Regions from separate parts of the Homo sapiens genome. Here region 1 is linked to region 2. A link is a contact called in ENCODE Hi-C or POLR2A ChIA-PET data. All regions are on one chromosome and are shown on one strand. Each heading gives the region's core, a stretch centred on a gene start or an enhancer-like site at or near the end of the contact. The rest is flanking DNA. Distances are from core to core; before and after follow the strand shown. Region 1 overlaps RNF216 (ring finger protein 216). Region 2 has its middle 29 kb from the start of LINC02983.

The links. Hi-C counts contacts between places; a loop is a spot of excess contacts on that map. ChIA-PET counts read pairs that join two places held with the same protein, here RNA polymerase II (POLR2A). Pooled maps may share reads with other maps.
Region 1: a pooled map shows a loop between it and region 2 (2.2-fold over the local background). The contact joins two enhancer-like sites. A Hi-C loop is called at or near these places in 1 of 50 pooled maps. POLR2A ChIA-PET finds 5 or more read pairs at or near these places in 4 of 52 experiments (A673, AG04450, Panc1 and 1 more).

What each region holds. Positions count from the first base shown.
Region 1 is chr7:5,701,451-5,707,377 of GRCh38, forward strand. The region is part of intron 13 of RNF216 (ring finger protein 216); the gene reads right to left. Among named protein-coding and RNA genes, the nearest start is that of MIR6874, 7.5 kb to the right of the region's middle. RefSeq lists enhancers at 1-36, 500-1,699. Within about 2 kb of position 3,186, at least 11 of the 41 ENCODE cell types and tissues checked have a DNase peak (open chromatin) inside an H3K27ac peak, as active enhancers do.
Region 2 is chr7:5,455,134-5,461,100 of GRCh38, forward strand. It overlaps a transcript of FBXL18 not described here. Among named protein-coding and RNA genes, the nearest start is that of LINC02983, 29 kb to the left of the region's middle. RefSeq lists an enhancer at 572-1,072. Within about 2 kb of position 2,763, at least 9 of the 41 ENCODE cell types and tissues checked have a DNase peak (open chromatin) inside an H3K27ac peak, as active enhancers do.

The DNA.
Region 1 (5,927 bases), core at 1,936-4,435, 250 kb after region 2:
CCATCCTCACTGGGCAGCTATTACTTCGTGACACAAAGTGCCAGGCACTGCACTTGACACTTTACCCACGCTGTTTCCATTGGTTTTGCACAAAAGCTCTACGAGGTAGGTGCAACCGTTCTTATTGTACACGGAAAGGAAATGTGGCTTAGGGAGATCAAGTATTCACCCTATGTCACAAAGCTAGTGAGTGGAGGAGCTAGAATTAAAGCATAAGTGGGTTTAATATCAAAATCCCTTGTCTTAACCACTGAGCTATACCGTTTCCCTCACTGTGATGCAGCAACAGCCACGCATTTCACTGCCATTCATGGCCTCACAGCACCCAGTGCTGTGCAGAGCTGCACATCAATCAACACTTCTCACGTAAGGGCTTCAAAAGAACTGTTGAAACAGACAACTTACTATGAAAGCCCAGCAAAAGACGTGTCCCAAACAATGCCTCTTCATGTGAATGGAACAGGAGGTTCGTGACTGGTCTCCTGAGAAGGTGGAAACACTAACCCAGGAAGGCAGCTCAGGACCAGAAGGGAGCACCAGGATGTTGTCTGGGACAAGGAAGAGCCAGGCCCATTTCCTAGGGATCAGGGAGGTCGGCGACATCTGAGGCCCCAGGTCGCTGCCGGGTTCTCGGAGCCCACGCTGACTCTAGACTTCCTTGGCTCTGAAATGCAGGTGGGTGTGGGCTCTGCCACCTGCCGGGGGGTCAGCAGTTGCCTCTGCGAGTTTCGAGGGGAGAAACCTGAGGGGCTGCAGCAGCCCTGCAGAGGGAGTGGGAGTGGCAGCATAGTCCATGTTCACTCACAGCTCCCAGCCTCCTCCAAGGCGGGCCAAGGGGAGAGGCAGGTGCTTCTACCATTAGCATCTGACATGAGGGATAAAGTAGCTGAAATACAGGGGTAAAAAACTATTTCCACAGGGCCAAGCAGAAACAAAAATAAAATTTTTATTCATATTGGCGTTTTGTTATAATGCGTATGTATTTTTACCTTTCCCTATTTCGGGTTGTCAGCTCTCTCCCTTCTGAATAATCACTGAAACAGCAAGCATGGTATTTGACTCTTAATGGGAAGGCAGGGTGGGAAGGGAGGCAAGCAACATTTGCCTTTTATTATTTTTCTTCTTCTTTAAAAGAATCTAACAAACACATCTACTCTATGCTGTATTTACTGTGCTTCAATAGCAGGTAAGGGAAGAGGATGTGCTTGCGTGTGTAATTAACCAAAACCTTCCCAGGATCAAGAAGTCTGTGATGAATAGATTCACTATGCTTTTAAATTTTAAAAAGTGAAATTTTAAAAAGTGAAAACTGACAGAAGTACTCAGACACAAGTAGAGTTAAAAATCCTGAAGCCTCCTTGCTATGACGCCAGCCCTGCTCAGTACGTGACGGAAGGGAGGCTCACAGGGATGGTGTCTGCGACCCACTCAGCTCTGCCATTTACCATCACCTGACTTTAAGCCAGTGTCTATTTTGTAGGGCTGCTGTGGGGACCAATATGAGCTGAGAGCTCTGCCAGGCACCCTACATGATATACCTGTAAGGGAGCGTCCTTCTGCGGCCTGAACCTGAAGCTCTTCAGAGGGACCCATGCTGGGCTCTGAAGAAAGTGACTCACCTTGGAGGAGCAAGGGCAGGTCACATTCCATGATGAGAAATTCTCACACCACCCTCCTTCATATTTGACTCACATCATGCAGCATGGACTTCCACTCCAGTAAATGAGTCCTCATTTGTGGGCTTAAAAATCTTTTTGTTACCCAGCTATTTGGTTCTTGTCAACGCTACTTCCTGAATAAAGGTCTTCCCTGATAGTAGGAACAAGTGGCCCAAGCTTCATTCATCTCTAGATAAATGTGAAGGCCGTGCTCAGCACAGGAGTCAGCTGACTGGCTGGGCCCCAAATTAGAGTGCTGTTAATAAGTGCCAACCACCCGCCATCACAGCTGGAGCTGCCCTGGCATTGATAGCTGGTCCACACTCATTTACATTCTCTTCACGCAGCCATGCAGCTACTGTAGGAGGCTGCAGATGCCTGTTTTTTAACCAACAAACTGGTTCACTGCAGATGTGAATTTTGGTTGTACTTCACGGCTGTAAAGTTAAAAACAGCAAATGCTACAAAGAATAGGATGGGAACCTAGAAAGGGCAGAAAAACAAGCAGGGAAGAAAGCTGGCAGGTGAGAAAAGATAAATAAATACAAGTGACATTGGGAAAAGATGGGTGGTTACACAACCACACACACATTTGCAGTTTCCACGAAAAGACTACACCAGATGTTCTTCAGTTACTCTGATTAAACTCTCACCACCTGATGGTCTCTCGTCGTTAGCGCTTGCTTCATGAGTGTGCCTAAACCTCCACCTTGTGGCCCTAAGTTTCTGGAAAACTTGACTTACACAGCTCTGAGTTTATAAAGCAAAGTTATGGCTGTGGCAAGGCAGAAAAGACTCAACAGTGAAACTTCTGACCCTAAGAATACATATTCCAGAAGCATCACCTTCAAATCTCCTTTTATGTAACACTCTTCAGTCTCACACCAAACACACCCAATTCATTCCTAAAAGCAGCACACTGAAAACAAACTAATGAATTCTTTATCTGAGAACACACAAGGGAGCTGAGAGCCTTGACAAAAGCATTCCATCATATCAATGAAACAAAGACTCTCTCCATTTCATCAAAGATACAGTGTCTTATTCTTCAGGGATTCCAGAGGACTGATTCCAGCCATTCAAGTCCTCCTCCAGAGGCCGTCTTATATTAATACGTTTATATTAATGCCGTATTAATATAAACGCCTCATTTCAGAGCGACAAGTTCCTGAAAAGCCAACTGGAATTTATATTACTGGCAAAGACACTGCAATGAGAAAGCAGGTGCCCTTAGTCTCACACGGGTCAAAATTAGCTTGTGGCTCATGTCTTAAATATCAGGAATCCTCAAGGATTAGCGACTGCTTTAGCCATCTTGCTACAAAGAATGGCATAAGGAGAATTTGCACAACTGAGAAAGGTAAAAGCGTATGCGCTAATAACATGGACTTCTTAGATAAAGTCTAAATGCACGTAGCGATTTGCTTTGGTACTGAGCCCAAAAGAACTGTGTCAATTCTGCTTACAAAACAGTGTTTTGCTGACACATACTTTTCAAACACCCAAGAGGAAGAAAACCCTTTCCTCATGGAGCATCTGTGCCACCTAGTGGCAACTCGTTCCACAGCCCACAAATAAGGACAGAAGATTAGGCATAAACTCTCCTTTCTCATCCAAAGGACAAGGTGGGGACTTCTCTCATTCCTCTGGTGGTCACTGAGCCAGCTCCACCAGGCCGTCACTGCCTCAGGTCCCCATATAACATTTTTCACTTTATTTTCCATGATGGGCCAAACACCTACAATCCTTACCCTAACATTAGAAACTAAAATGTGAATGCTGTTATCCATAGGTGAAAGTCAAGTTCTGAAACATACTGTAATCCATCATGTAATCATAACACACATTCTCTCCACTGCAAAACGTTGCTGAGGGGCATAAAAAGATGTGAATAAATGAAAAAACATACTTTAAACTTAGCATGGCCCAGCATTTCTAAGCTAATAATAATCTCCCTGATGGGCACCTTACCCCTCTCCTCCTCTTTCCTCCTTTTGCTGCTCATTTCAGACTCCAAAATCTTTTTCCAGCCTAGATCTCTCCCTGTGTTACTGACCCGGATCACTGATCTAGGGTCACTGATTTATGGAGCACCTACTATGTGCCAGGCATTGTAAAAACACGTACACACTGGATGTCTCCCCTAAAAACTCAACATGTCCAAAACAAAAGTAATCTCTCCTGAATCTTTTGGATTCCATTTCCAGTTTTGTAAACAGCATCATCAACTACATAGTGGTCCAAACCAGACACGCCTGTGAGACCTCTGGCTTTCTCCCCACCTTCACATGCAACATATCACCTTCTAATCCTCTACCTCTCAAATCTGCTCCTGTTCTCCAACTCCAAGGGCAGTTATGGTCCTTATGATCCTTATCAGTCAGGATGTGCTAGGTTATGCTGCTGGAACAAACTCAAACCTCAGTAGTTCAAAACAGACTTTGTTCTCACTCATGCTGCACATCCCTCTTGGCAGAGGGAAAAAATGAACCATATGCCCTTTAAAAAAAACTGCGGTAGGCTGGGCACGGTGGCTCACCCTGTAATCCCAGCACTTTGGGAGGCCAAGGCAGGCAGATCACCTGAGGTCAGGAGTTCGAGACCAGACGGACCAACATGGAGAAACCCCGCCTCTACAAAAATACAACATTAGCCGGGCGTGGTGGCACATGCAGGTAATCACAGCTACTCGGGAGGCTGGGGCAGGAGAATTGCTTGAACCTGGGAGGCGGAGGTTATGGTGAGCCAAGATCATACCATTGCACTCCAGCCTGGGCAAGAAGAGCGAAACTCCATCTCAACAAAAACTAAAACAAAACAAAACAAAACAAAACAAAACAAAACAAAACAAAACAAAACACCACTCTGGGAGGCCGAAGCAGGTGGAGGATTACGAGGTCAGGAGATCAAGATCATCCTGGCTAACATGGTGAAACCCCGTCTCTACTAAAAATGCAAAAAATTAGCCGGGCATGGTGGCATGTGCCTGTAGTCCCAGCTATTCAGGAGGCTGAGGCAGGAGAATCGCTTGCACCCGGAAGGTGGAGGTTGCAGTGAGCTGAGATTGCACCACTGCACTCCAGCCTGAGCAACACAGCGACACTCCATCTCAAAAAAAAAAAAAAAAAAAATTGTGGTGAAAACACACAATACAAAAACTACCCAATTAACACATTTTTAAGTGTACAGGGTCTGTTAGCAAAATGTTGTACAGCTGATCTCTAAACAACTTAATCTGGCATGACTGAAACTTCCCACTGCACAGTGACTCCCCACTTTGCCTTCTCCCAGCCTCTGGCACCCAGGGTTCTACTTTGTGTTTCTATGAGTCTGACTACTTTAGATCCTGCATTTAAGTGGAATCGTGCAGTATCTGTCCTTCTATGACTGGCTAATTGCACTGAACACAATGTCCCTCAAGGTGGTTTATCTGTGTTGTTAGTATGTGCCAGGAGTTCCTTCTTTTCAAAGGCTGCATAATATACCAAATTTTAACCATTCATCTGTTGACGAACATGTCAGTAAGTGGTTTCCATCTTGTGGCTACTGTGAATAATGCTGCAATGAACACAGGAACATGCTGAGATCCTTTCCCAAAGGATTTCAATTCCTTTCCACCGGCTGCCTTTTCACTCTGTTGATGGTTTCCTTTGCTGAAAGCATCTTAGTAGTCACTTGCCTGTTTTTTGCTTTTGTCACCTTGTTTTTGGTATTATACCCAGGAAATCATTGCCAAGACTGATGTCATGAAGCTTTCCACCTACGTTTTCTTCTAGTTTTTATAGTTTCAGGTCTTACACTTAAGTCTTTAATCCATTTAAAGAGTTGATTTTTGTGTTATGATATGAGATATGGTATCAGCGTCTAAGTTCATTCTTTTGCATGTGGATATTCAGTTTACAGAGCACCATTAATCAGAGACTACCTTTTCCCCCGGTGGGTGTTCTTTGCACCCTTGTTGAAGATCAGCTGATCATAAATGTGTGGATTTATTTCTGAGCACTGTATTATGTTCCATTGGTCTACATGTCTGCCTGTTTAAATTACTGTAGCTTTGTAATAAGTTTTGAAGTCAGGAAGTGTGAGGCTTCCAGCTTTGTTCTTCTTTCTTAAGACTGTCTAGGATATTTGGGATCCTTTGTGGTTCCATATGCATTTTAGGGATGTCTTTCCATTTATTTATGTCTTCTTTAATTATTTCAGCAGTTTTTTATAGTTTTCAGTGTATAAGTCTTTACCCACTCCTTGGTTAAGTTGTTCCTAAGTATT
Region 2 (5,967 bases), core at 1,513-4,012:
GGGAGCAACCCTGGCACTACTGGGGAGGACTCTTGGGGATTATCTTGAGAGCACTCTCAGAGGAGCACTCCAAGGAGTACTCTTTGGGAGCATATCTGGGGAGCACTCTTGGGGGGGAACATATCTGGGGAGCAGTATCGGGAGCACCTGCAGGGAGTATTCTCGGGCATATGCTTGGGTAGCACTCTCAAGGAGCACTCAGGGCACATACTTGAACATTCTCAGGCCACATACTTGGGGAGCACCCTCAGGGAAGTACTCTAGGGAGTACTCTTGGGGAGCCTATCTGGGGAGTAGCATCAAGGAGCACTCTCGTGGGAGCACTACCTTAGTCTCCTTGCTCGCCACTGGCTTCACTGGCGTCAGAAGCAATTCCACAAGCCCAGCCCCTCCTGTCCTCCCTGATTCCCCACAGGACAGTGCCATCCCCTCGGTGGGAATGGGCTCCTATTATGGGTTTGCATTCCCATGGCGCCAAGTCGGTCCTGAGAAGATCCTCCGGGATTGCTGACCATCCACTTCCCCGCAGGGGGGCTCAAACCCAGGCTGTGAATTCGGGGAAGTGGGAAACAGAACTTTTTGGATGTCCCTAGATGGTGCCTCCCCCCCACCCCCACTACACACACACAAACACACACACACACACACACACACCACTTCCATGGCGCCAGGAGAGAGTTTGGTCCTTCAGCAAGATCACACTCTTCTCCATATGACCCCAGCCAATGAGCGGGCGAGACCTGGCCATCTCTGCCCCATGCGGGACTCTCTCATGGGCCGTGCTGGCTCCAGCATCGCAGTCTAACAGCTCCCTGCCGCATTTCGTTCCCTCTGTGCTCCTTCCCCAGTGTCACTCCTCCTTCAAACCCCAAGAACCCGTTTGCCCTCCGCAGTCCTTCTCAGCATCTGCTTCCTGAACGACCCAACCTCCGTTCTGCACTGGCCCGGTCACCCCACCGAAACTGGCAACTCCTGCTCCCACCTAACGTCATCATGGGACCTAAAAGCAGACCAGTCCCCACTGCTGTCCTCCCCGAGGCTCAGCTCTGCCCAGGAACCCGCTGCCTGCTCCCATCCCTGGTCCTTTAGGCCCATGGCATCTGCTCTCTCGGGACAGTGCTCCCCCTGCACCAGTCAGCCTGCCCTGGGCTCTCAGGAGGCAAAGCCAGCCATCCCTCAGTTTCCACTTCACCCCTTCCCAAGGCAGTGAGCTTGGGGGCAGCTCGAATCAGTGGGAGGACAAACCAAGGGGGATCTCAAACTCATCACGATGTGCTCGCACAGAAACCCCTCATCTCACGCGGTCAATTACAAACCCTGGGAAGTGGGGACAGGCGAGGCCCAAGGGGCCCTGAGAGCAGGGAGGCAGAGCCTGAGGGCAGATTCTCTGAATCCTGAAGAATAAGCAGAAGCAGCAAACTCAGCAAGGTGGGGGGGCTCCAGGCAGAGGGAACAGCTTGTGCAAAGGCCCTGGGGCAGGCCAAGGGCAGAGAACTTAAGGTATGGAAAAAAAAAAAAAAAGGCATGGAAAGGAGGCCAGCATGGCTAGGAGCAGAGAACAGAGAAGGGAGGTTGGGAGGTGAGAAGGGATGGCCCTGGGTGCTGAGACTCAGAACAGAATGGGCCAGTCCCCTTTTTTTGTTTGTTTGAGACAGAGTCTTGTTCTGTCATCCAGGTTGGAGTGCAGTGGTGCAATCTCGGCTCACTGCAACCTCCATCTCCTTGGTTCAAGTGATTCTCCCACCTCAGCCTCCCAAGTAGCTGGGATTACAGGTGCACGCCACCATGCCTAGCTAATTTTTGTGTTTTTAGTAGAGATTGAAATTCACCATGTTGGCCAGGCTGGTCTCAAACTCCTGTCCTCAAGTGATCCACCTGCCTTGGCATCCCAAAGTGCTGGGATTACAGACGTGAGCCACTGCACCTGGCCTAGGGCTGTCCCCTCTAAGAACACACAGACTTGTGGGTGATGGTCAGAGGACAGCTCAGATGAGCTCAGCTCAGGTCAGTTCCACAGGAGTCACTATACTACATTTTACAAAGGGATTGGGGGGACTCTGTGAGCACCACAAAATTCGATCTGTCCCATTCTGTGGCAGCTGTGTGGTGTGGGTGCCACAGAATGGGTGACTACTCTAAGCAAATCAAGGTGCTCTCATTCCCCTGGTCAGAGCAATTGGTTCAGTAGTAGGAATAAACAAGGAATCCCACAGCCCAGCTGGCTGGCAGCTATCCTAAACTGAGTCCTTAGAGATGTAAGCTGCTGGATCAAGCTCGACCTGAAGCCTACCCTACCACTGCACATTTTCCATCACACCAAATTCCCTGCATTGTGAAGCTGTTTCGAGCTAGGTTTTTTATTATTTGCTACCAAACACATCCTGCAACAGGTGGTGGGAGTGAGTTCCTGCAGAAACTCAATGGAGCATTAAGGCCACCTCGGAAGCCATACACAGCAGTCTCCAGAGGGCAGCAAGCTAGAGAATGACTCTGCAGTGTCAGGGAGGGTCAAGCTGTATTTTAAAAAGCAACGGAAGGCTTGGGAAATGCAGCTTTTAGATAGCAAAGGTCTGTGGTGCCCCAAGTGGCCCCCATCAGCCAGGAGTGGGTGTTTTGGAGGGAGGAGGTGGCTGGCCTGGGGAATGGGTCCAGGCCTCCCAGTTCACCAGATCTCCAGGCCACGTTATGGCGGAAGGCCATCCCTATCGCTGTGCCTGGCTGGCCTGGGCCCACAGCCTGCCTCGCCGGGGAAAGGAACCCCTGCCACGACGGAGCAACTATTCAATTCTCTCAGCGAGAGCGCTGCCAGCTTCCTCACTCACACAGCCCAGCTGGAGAACTGCCCACAAGTTAAAAAATATTTCTTTCCAGCAGACATTGCTCCGGCGGATTCAAGCCTTATCTTTCTCTTCCAGAGGAGAATTGTTCATTTCACTTCCTTAAAAAAAAAAAACAACCCCAAAACCTTAAACCACAAACTGAAAAGCAGGTGGGACCGTTTCAGGATTTGGCTGAAGTTTGTCTCAGAGCTGATAAGGGACAGTCAGTTGTTTCTGGGCAACACAGCAGCGAACGGGCAGGGAGACGGGTCCACACTGTCCGTCAATAAAACCACCCCCCAAGGCCTTGCTCTGTATAGAGAGGTTTCTGGCCACCCACAGTGGCTCACGCCTGTAATCCCAGCATTTTGGGAGGCCAAGGCGAGTGGATCGCTTGAGGTCAGGAGTTCGAGACCAACCTGGCCAACATGGTGAAACCCCGTCTCTACTAAAAATACAAAAATTGGCCGGGCGTGGTGGCTGATGCCTGTAATCCCAGCACTTTGGGAGGCTGCGGCGGGCGGATCACGAGATCACGAGTTCGAGACCAGCCTGATCTACATGATGAAACTCCGTCTCTACTAAAAATACAAAAATTAGCCAGGCATTGTGGCGTCCACCTGTAATCCGAGCTACTCAAGAGGCTGAGGCAGGAGTATCGCTTAACTCGGGAGGCAGAGGTTGCAGTGAGCCAAGATTGCGCCACTGCACTCCAGCCTGGGCAACACAGCGAGACTCCGTCCCCCAAAAAAAAAAAAATTAGCTGGGCGTGGTGGCACATGCCTATAGTCCCAGCTACTTTGGAGGCTGAGGCATGAGAATCACTTGAACCCGGAGGCAAACAATGTCTTAACAGAGCAGAAATGTCAACGCTGGCTGCTGGGTTGGCAGGGCATTTTGAAAGCAAGTGTGGGCTGGATGTGGTGGCTGACAGCTGTAATCCCAGCACTTTGGGAAGCCAAGTTGGGAGGATTGGTTGAGCCCAGGAGTTTGAGACCAGCCTGGGCAACATAGTAAGACCCCTCCACCCACAGCCCATCTCTACAAAAAATTAACTGGGCATGGTGGTATGTACCTATAGTCACAGCTACTGAGGAAGCTGAGGGTAGAGGACTGCCTGAGGCCAGGAAGTCGAGGCTGCAGTGAGACATGATCATGCCATTGCACTCCAGTCTGGATGATAGAGCAAGACACTGTCTCAAGAAAGAAAAAAACAGAAAGAGAAGAAAAGAAAACAAACGTGTGACCTACTCCAGAACTCAGGCCGGCGGTAGGATTTTACCAGACACAGGTCTGCAGAGATGGACCACAGGGCCCTGGCCTTGGCTCAGCCCCAGTACAGTAAGTAATCAATAAATAGCACAAGGGGGCCGGGCGTGGTGGTTCATGCCTGCAAGCCCAGCACTTTGGGAGGCCAAGGCGGGTGGATCACCCGAGGTCAGGAGTTTGAGATCAGCCTGACCAACATGGTGAAACTCCATCTCTATTAAAAACACAAAAAATGCTGGCTGGGCACGGTGGCTCACACCTGTAATCCCAGCACACTGGGCGGCCGAGGCAGGTGGAACACGAGGTCAGGAGATCAAGACCATCCTGGCTAACATGGTGAAACCCCGTCTCTACTAAAAATACAAAAAATTAGCCAGGCGTGGTAGCAGGCGCCTGTAGTCCCAGCTACTCAGGAGGCTGAGGCAGGAGAATGGCGTGAACCTGGGAGGCAGAGCTTGCAGTGAGCAGAGATTGTGCCACTGCACTCCAGCCTGGGCAACAGAGTGAGACTCCATCTCAAAAAAAAAAAAAAATACAAAAAATTAGCTGGGCATGGTGGTGTGCACCTGTAATCCCAGCTACTCGGGAGGATGAGGCAGGAGAATCACTTGGGCCCAGGAGGCAGAGGCTGCCGTGAGCTGAGATCACGCTGTCGTACTCCAGCCTGGGCAGCAGAGTGAGACTCTGTCTCTAAATAAATAAATAAATAAATGGCACAAGGGCATAGCAGTCACCTGATGAGTCACGCAGCCTTTTGGCCAGGCACAGTGGCTCGTGCCTGTAATCCCAACACTTTGGGAGGCTGAGGCGGAAGGCTTGCTTGAGGCCAGGAGTTCAAGACCAGCCTAGGCAACATAGTGAGACCCCATCTCTACAAAAAAAATAAGCCAAGTGTTGTGGTGCATGCCTGTAATATCACATACTTGGGAGGCTGAGGCAGGAGAATCACTTGAACCTGGGAGGTGGAGGTTGCAGTGAGCCAAGATCGCACTTCAGCCTGGGCGACAGAGTGAGTGAGACTCGGTCTCCAAAAAAACAAACAAACAAAAAGACAGTGCCTGACACATAGTGAAATAGGGCTACTATTAATTGTTAGACATTGTGAAATTTAATATAATCATGAAACACTCTGCAAATACAAAGGCCAATAGTTGAAGACACAGAGATACCATGAGTCTGTCATTACCACGCCCCTTCCTCCCCCTCCCTCAAATAATGCCTCAATTCATAACTTTGTTATTTTGTTTTTTGAGACAGGTTCTCGCTCTGTCACCCAGGCTGGAGTGCAATGGTGCGATCTCCGCTCACCGCAACCTCTGCCTTCTGGGTTCAAGTGATTCTCATGCCTCAACCTCCCGAGCAGCTGGGGTTACCGGCATGTGCCACGACACCAGCTAATTTTTGTATTTTTAGTAGAGATGGGGTTTCACCATGTTGGCCAGGCTGGTCTTGAACTCCTGACCCCAAGCGATCTGCCCACCTCGGCCTCCCAAAGCCCTGGGATTACAGCCGTGAGCCACCATGCCCAGACTCAGGCCTAATCTGATGGCAGAGGCTTGGGACGTGCACCCGGGCCTCCATCCCAAGCCCGGCCTCGCTATCTGCACATTGCCGCCCCTCTGCAGCCCCGAAACATTTGTTCCACCAGCTGCAAGGGCGTTCTCACCTCCCTTCATCCCTCACCATATTTTTTTGTTTTGTGGAAGCTGCACAGTTCTGAAGTAATCGTGCTACTGGGAAACAGGGCTGAGAGTCTCGTTTGTTCAAAGAAAATCTTTTCCTTCCACGCACAAGTGCTGTGTTTGCACCATAAATTGCCTTCTGCATTAGGTCCCCGCCAGCCTTTCTCCTGGTGTCCTGGTGCCCAACCCTCCCCGAA